Linked DNA regions of Mus musculus: all the other regions are linked to region 2. Evidence: chromatin loops called from intact Hi-C (ENCODE). Cell type or tissue: heart. All regions are shown on one strand. Region 1 overlaps Ebf1 (early B cell factor 1). Region 2 overlaps Ebf1 (early B cell factor 1). Region 3 overlaps Ebf1 (early B cell factor 1).

What was found. A loop is a pair of places that touch in the nucleus more often than their neighbours do. Peaks named below come from ENCODE experiments on the same cell type or tissue, not always from the same donor. Only the 100,000 strongest peaks of a DNase experiment are listed, where the experiment ranks them.
Region 1: a loop joins it to region 2, with 2.7 times the contacts of the local background. A loop is called at or near these places in 3 of 42 quality-filtered maps.
Region 3: it touches region 2 in a loop (2.9-fold over the local background); 2 of 42 quality-filtered maps call a loop at or near these places.

Annotation. Positions count from the first base shown.
Region 1 is chr11:44,891,563-44,894,062 of GRCm38, forward strand. The region is part of intron 8 of Ebf1 (early B cell factor 1); the gene reads left to right. Among named protein-coding and RNA genes, the nearest start is that of Gm51859, 200 kb to the right of the region's middle. In heart, no CTCF peak of the experiment used is centred here; a DNase peak (open chromatin) is centred at 1,499; H3K27ac peaks cover 680 bases.
Region 2 is chr11:45,006,903-45,009,402 of GRCm38, forward strand. It overlaps Ebf1 (early B cell factor 1), which reads left to right. Exons shown (of 16, transcript NM_007897.3): 16 at 1-1,194. Among named protein-coding and RNA genes, the nearest start is that of Gm51859, 80 kb to the right of the region's middle. In heart, a CTCF peak has its summit at 1,409 (motif pointing left); DNase peaks (open chromatin) are centred at 1,399 and 2,039; H3K4me3 peaks cover 223 bases.
Region 3 is chr11:44,745,717-44,748,216 of GRCm38, forward strand. The region is part of intron 6 of Ebf1 (early B cell factor 1); the gene reads left to right. Among named protein-coding and RNA genes, the nearest start is that of Ebf1, 130 kb to the left of the region's middle. In heart, no CTCF peak of the experiment used is centred here; a DNase peak (open chromatin) is centred at 1,185; H3K27ac peaks cover 1,753 bases.

The DNA of each region.
Region 1 (2,500 bases), 120 kb before region 2:
AGCCCCTGTTTATAACGTGGTGTGTCGGAACAGTTAGGCCTGAAGTAAAGATTCATTTGATTTAATTATATGTTTTTTAATGCATGTGTTTCTGTATGTGGGTACGTGAGTTTGGGTGCCTGAGGAGGCCAGAGCTTCAGGCTACTCTGGAGGTGTAGTTACAGGCAGCTGTGAGCTACCAGCTGTGAGTGCAGAGAGCTGAAGTTGAGTCCTCTGCAAGAGCTGTATGTGCTCTACACCACTGTACCATCTCTTCAATCTCTAATTTTTCTCTTTATTTTGTCAGTTTTACTTACGGAAATTTGTTAAGATGGAGCTTTCTCTTGCTTTCATACATGGCTTTGAGGATGGACTAGGAATTCTCTGGCCCTTTGTCCCCTCATCATTAAGTGGAGGTTTGGGATCGCCCTTCAAGCTCTGATGATTCTGTGAGAATGTCTCTGACTTCGTGAGGAACTACAGACACAGCTTTTCGGGGTAGCGACCCAAACACCGAGGTGATAGTTCTGCCGAGTTAAACTCACAGGCTAGCATAGTCAAAATGTCAAGCTTTCAGTTCAGTGAGAGACTGTCTCAAGGGGATATGGCAGAAAGTGAGAGAAAAATACCCAATGGATATTCTGCTTGACCATTCGTATGTAGGGGCATGCATACCTGAACACATACAAACTCACACACCAAGATCTCATTAAGCAGCCTAGGCTGGCTCCAAACTCATAATCCATCTACCTCTGTCCCTGAGTTGCAGGGTACAGGTATATATCCCCATGCATGACTTAAGATATCTTACAATAGCTATATGCCTATCTTAATCCATTAGGGAAAAAAACCACAGCTGTTACTTCAAAACGGTGATCTCATGGACATTAGTGCTTAGGGTAAGATCAAGCTTAGAGAAAGTATTAGATGGTTAAAATAAAAATCACAACTCGATAAAATCAAGTAAGTAATTGCCTACATGGTACTGGAATGTAGCAAAATTATGACTTAAGTTTGAAGCATGCTGTTAGAAAGGCTTTAAAGATAAAAAATAATAATTCATTCAATTTAATAGGAAACATGTAAGGCCCTGGGAAATATTCATTTTTATTTTTTCCCAATAAACCCTGTGTTTTTGTTTGTTGTTTGTCTTTTTTTTTTGTTGTTGTTGGTTGAAAGAAAGCTTTTTAGGTTCATTTTGCCATTAAGGTAGAGTTTCTGTTCTAGAGAAATTCTAAAAATCAAAACCTCTCCTAAGATATTGTCTCTATTTTTATTTTTAAACAAGCAATCTCTGTATGTCAGAAGGCAGAGAAGGACACGAAGCAAGAGCAAGCATCGAGCAGAGTCCGCCCAGGCAGCGCCCGCCCAGGCAGCGCATTATGATAATGTGCACAGAACCAGCTGGACACTGAGTTAAGCTGACACTGTGTTGTCAAGGGCAGCATCACCCATCAATTTCCGAGATAGGATTTGAGTTCAAATGGCAGAGAGAGCAGCAACTCTGTTGAGGCTGATGCGTGGGGGAAGGGTGGGGAAGGCAGGACAGGAACCCAGCACGGCTTAAAGGCAGGAAGTCCTGGTGCCTCCGGAAGCCGGTGGCTGCTACCTTCCGGTGTCTGCTACCTTCCCTTCTAACTTTAAATCTGTCAGAAAGCCCCACCTGGGTCCTTGCATGATTAGAGTCTTCTTCATGGGGTGGGGGTGGGATGGGGTGTGAGGGGGTATGGCTGTGTGTGGGTTACTGATACTAATTTTAACTCCCAAGAGAATGGGGTACCAGCTGCTTGAACCGAGGCCAGCGCAGCCCAGGAAACAGGACTCTACGTGGTCTCTTATCCATGGAGGAAGCACATTGTGGGTATAGCGGCAATCGTTTGTTTTGTTTGTTTCTTGTTCTTTGGAGACAGGGTCTCCCGGAGCCCAGGCTATATAGTCAAAGCTGGCCTTGAACTCCCTGCTCTTCCTGCTCCTACCTCCTAGATGCCACATTCACAGGCATGAGCTGCCCAGCTTTGTAAGAGGTGGTTTGTTAGTGCAGGCTGGAAGGATCCTCAACTTTTACTCCACCCACTTCAGTTCTTTCACAACATCAGACCATCAATGATTGCTCATTTGCTTTCCATTCGGTCGTTTATCTGGTCAACAAATATTTACCGGCTCTCTGCCTACTATATTAGATAAGAGAGGGGCAGAGGAGAGCAAAGCCGGGGCCAGCACTAACATGACGAGGTACACAGCTATGTGTACATACCAATTCATATGCAGGAAACAATGATAATCTCGATGATTTAATTGGCAATGTTGATAAGGGCTGTGAAAGAGAAATACAGGTTGCTAAGAAGGCTTAATACAAGGGACCCAGCAGAGTCTGAGGAGTCGGGAAGCTTCTCATATTTGAATGAGTAGCAGTTAGTGAAGTGAAGACGAAAAAAAGTCAATAGGTTGTTTGACTATTACATTGGGATAGACCATTAGACATTTGAGGGGAGAAGGGTGGTGTAGGTCTAAGAATTGCTTC
Region 2 (2,500 bases):
TAAATATAAACCAGCAGATTGGATGCCTTAACAATGCAAATCATATCCATTTCACCTGTACATTGTACTGTGCACCCCCCCCAACTGTCAGCCATCACTAACATTCTAAGAAAAAAAAAAAAGAAAAAGAAGAAAAAAAAAGAGAGAAATCGAAAAGCACAAAAGAACTGTTTTGTTACTTTAAGACAATGTTACTTTTTCTAGTAGAGCAAGAGAACATTAACAAAGCTGCGACTGTGCATGCCCGGATGGATTTCAACGGTTTTCACTAGACTGTCAGAGTGCGGATTTTTATGGGTTGGGGAGGGGAGGGGAGGGAAGTTGGGGGGGTTGGTAGGGGAGGGGAGGGAGGAAAGCTGATTTTTCATGGTGAGAAATAATAATAATGACAACTGATGATAATAATAATAATAATAAAAATAAAAAGAAACTGGAAAAAAATATAAGCAAGGTTTAGCATTGCTTCTCCGTACTCAGAAAGGTTGTCTGAATTCGTGTGGTAAGCGCTGGCCTCAAGATGTCTAACGTCTAAAGCCATATTTTGTCTGGTGAGCCAGACAACTGTCTGCAAAGGAACGAGCAGCAAGCCGGTGAGGTGTCCGGCTCAGACCCTGACAAAAGACGCCACCAATCTGTTAGCCACGTGCTGTGACGTGATGAGAACTTTACTGGAAAGCCCAAAGAGCCTTTAAAAAGAAAATGTGTATCAATTGTGTTTTGTTACTTCTGTTTGATTAGCCGATGGAGAAGTAGTTTGGTTTTAGGAACCACTTTCTTCTACACAAAATCTTGTTTTTAAGTCCCTTTAAGATATAGCCCCCTAAATACAGAATATGGCTTTTAAAAAGAAGATGGAGTAGAGAATTCAATTCAGATTTCCGTTTTGGGGGAAGAGCCCTGCCTCTGGATGACTGGATATGTCCACGCCATGCCCGGCCTCACAATGTAGGATGCAGCTCCATGAACTCATTCTGCAAATCTTTCACCTTCTTTTCAAACGTTTTCAATAGACACACACTGTACAATCCAATTGTTAGAGCACTCAACTACTGTAGAGATTGTTATATTTCATTCTTTTTTATTTCTTTCTTTCTTTTCTTTTCTTCTCCTTTTTTTTTTTCAAAAATTCAAACTGTAAAAAACTTTTCAACGTTCACGATATTTAATTAAAGTTACTTCCTGTCTGTGATAGCAGCTCCTAGTGGCGTGTTCATTTCTCTATGGCAGAAGAGAAGAGCAACACTCAATGGACTGCAAAAGGCCCGGGTTTGCTATTATTCGGGCCAGTGTTAACACCCAGAGAGAATTAGCCTAGGCCTGGGGCACCCACTTCCTTTCTTTGTAGGTCCCACCGGGATCTGCTAATTTGGAATGCAAATTGAACACGCACAGCGTACTGCTGCCCTCTGCTGGCATGAGCCAGGTGTGCACGTGCTGGCCCACATTGGTGGCAAGAGCCCCCAGTCCTATTGTCAGTGAACAGTGAGATTCCCCCCATGATAGGGGCTGAATTGGGAATCCAGGAACTGGTCATTCTAGAACACCATCCTCTGCCCTGGAAGGCTGAGCTAAACTCTTCCTATGCAACTGCTAATTAATCCCAGTGTGCCTCCTGGTCAATTAATTATGTGCCCTGGCTTGCTGATGAGACGTGTGACTAGAGAACATATATATATATATATATATATATATATATATATATATATATATATATATATATGTATATATATATATGTATATATATATATATATAAACTTTGTGTGGATAATAGTTTTTTTTTTCTTTTTCCTGGTTGACAAAACCACATCTGTCTGGAATTGAAAGTTACAGGCACTCAGTCGTTGTGCAAACTTCATAGGTCCACAGAAGATATACACACATCTGGGACCGGGTCATTTAAGGATACATCTTTCCATTGTACGTTCCATGTCTTCACTAATTTTGCAATGACTGGACACGATGAGGTTAATGGCGCTTACAAAATGCCTCGACCAACAGAAACTCCATGGCCAGACCTAAGAGGGTGTCCCATAACCACCAGCACATTCATTTGTGGGAGGCACTGCTATGGCACTACCCTGAAATACAGCCCAAGGTAAGGTCATGAAAGGCCACCCCATGTAAGCCAGAACATACAGAAGCTGCTGTCCTGTCTCCATGGAGACTCCTACCTGATCAGCTTGGCCATCCCCTATTTTTTCAATTCTGTATCAGTTGCAGAGGAGAAACACTGAGCAAAAGGTTCAGGATGACTTCAGGATGCATGTGGTGCCAGACAAGACAACCCGCTTCCACGTCATCCATGTCTATGATGCTTAAACTGCAAGAGGCAGACATATGCCAGAGCTCCACAGAATAAAAACAGATAACCACACTCTGAATTGGCTTAGAACTCCGTAAGGCCTACCTCTTGACAGCATTCATTCATTCATTCATTCATTCACTCATTCATTCATTTGTTCCCTTAAACCTCAAGCATTTGGCATGCCTATGACCCTT
Region 3 (2,500 bases), 260 kb before region 2:
ATCTCCCAGGTCAGAAATCTTTTATTTTCCCTTAAAGTCTCAAGTATGGATTTACAAAATACTCTTCAAAACCATTATAGTCTTTTGGGTAAATAGTTTTCATTTAAAAACATTTTTATAATACACACATTTTAACGTGTTCTAAATATGTATTTTTACGATTGATCATGACAGCGCCTTAAAGAGCCATTATTGCCTATCAGGGAGATAATGTGTGTGTGTATTCAAGAGATTGTCTACAAAGAAAATCTCTAAACTGTGTTTATTTCCAATGAGGAGGGCTTTTTTTTTTCTCTCACCAATAAGCTTGAAAAAATTATGCAAAATGGTAGAAATTGAGGCTTATCATCAAGGGGAAGCAGTTCAGGGTTGCAGATTTTGGTAGTGCCTCTTAAGTGACAACTGAGAATTTCCACAGTGTAAAAGCAGAATCGCTGCCTGAGCTTACTTGAGACAGGGAACTCGCTCACCAAAGTTTTGTGTGGTTTTGCCAGACTTTCTGCCTCAAGTTCATATTCCTCCAAAGACAAGGCTATGGTTTCATTGGTCCCTCTGAGCCAGAGGCTGCCATCCAGTTAAAGTAACTGGAAAGCAGACAGACTAGGGTAACCATTTGTTGGTTGTGAAGATATTGTTAGGAGGATGTAGGTCATAAAAGAGTATCTTGGAGAGAAACAAGGGAGATGAATGGGGAAGTAAAAGAGTGCGAGGAAGCCTCATGTATTCCTTTCTTGGGTCCCACAAGTCACACAAAGGCCTTAGGATTTTCCTTTGAGGAAGAAGGGAAGCCATTGAAGTTGGGGGACATTGCCCAAACCCTCCCTGTTTGCTTGTCATTTGCTTGGATACCCTAGGTCTGCCAGAATTTTCTGAATAAAATCCTAAAACCATTGCAGTTCCATGTTCATCTTTTAAAGCATGGCTTCTCTAGCATGTCCTTTCATGCAAGTCTGCCCTTGACTCATAAAGATGTGATTTTGGAATAAAACCGTTTCACTCACTACAGCTCTTCCTTTCTGATCCCGTTTTATAGTTCTGTTCCCCCTGAACTATCTTTCTAGCTAAGGGACAATTGTGGATCCCGATAGGCGAGGCAGTGTATGCCTCCTTGGGTGGGGTGAATGCAAAGAAGTCAGCTGAGCTTTGAGTGACAGGAAGCCCAGCTGGGCAGGGGAAAGATAGGGAGGGAGAGAGAGAGCAGCTGTGAATGCAGATTGAAGTGGCCAGGCAAGACAATGGCCTGGCATGATAAGCACCTTTCCAGCAAAGGTCATCAGCCTGTCACACAGACACAACAGCCACACCTTGGCTTTTGTGTTAGCTCAAGTTTCATTCAGGAGAGAAGTCTGTGTGGATCTCTGAGAGAAAGGTTAAAGATCACTGCAGCAATTAGCAAGTTGATCAAGGAAGAGACATAAGATATCCACATTCATATGTCTTGTCTCGAATATATAAGCACCCTTCTGCTCTCTTCTGTAGCAGAAGGACTCTATTCTAGCTTTAGATGACCCCTCTCTCAACACTGGGCAGCAATTTGAAAACAGTCTAAATTCTCCCTGACTTTGCTGAGGTGGGGGTGAGAGGGCACCCCAGGGGCTTAGCTCTTAGAGGCTAATATGGACTAGGTAATGGCTTGTTGAGCTTTTGAGAAGTCAGATTTTTTGTCCCAGAGCTTATCCTCTTCAGGCTTTGAGGCCACCTGTAGTATCTTTAAAAGGACATCTTTGCCCGTCTTCCCCCTTGCCTTTTGTAGTACTTCTTTCCCACCCCCCCCCCTCACCCCCAGAAAAAGTTCCCTGGAGGCTTAGGGGCAATTCTCATCTTCCTTCTTCTTTCCTGCATGTGTGCATATGTGTAGTATGTGGTGGGTATGGATCTAGGCATGTGGAGGTTACAGGGTAAACTCAGGTAGCTTCATATTCCATGTCTTCGAGGCGGGTCTCTTCATTGCTTCCTGTGGTTCACATGCCTGGCTAGCAGAGCCTCTGTTGTTGTAGCACGGGTCCTCTTCGAACCTGCTCTTGGGAGTCGACTGGTGACCCCAGTGAAGGAAGCAAAGAAAGAACAGGTGCCGAGTCCTGGAGTTTGATACCACAAAGCGAGTTCACGTCATGTTTGCCAGCTATTCGCTTATCTTGTCAGCCTAGCTCCCAAATTTGGTTGGTTTTGTTGTTGTTGTTGTTTTGTTTCTTAATTCCTTCCTTCCTTCCTTCCTTCCTTCCTTCCTTCCTTCCTTCCTTCCTTCCTTCCTCCCTCCCTCCCTCCCTCCCTTCCTTCCTTCCATAATCTGATTATAGAGAATCTGGATTCGCAGGCTTTCCTCAGCAGGCTATTTCCTGAGACATACCCAACGGCTTTCCTCACCAAATTACCATCTAAATATGAACTTACTTTTCTTTCTTTTTAAAAAAAGATTTATTTATTTATTTTTTTATATGTGAGTACACTGTAGCTGTTTTCAGACACTCCAGAAGATGGCATCAGATTTTTGTTACGGATG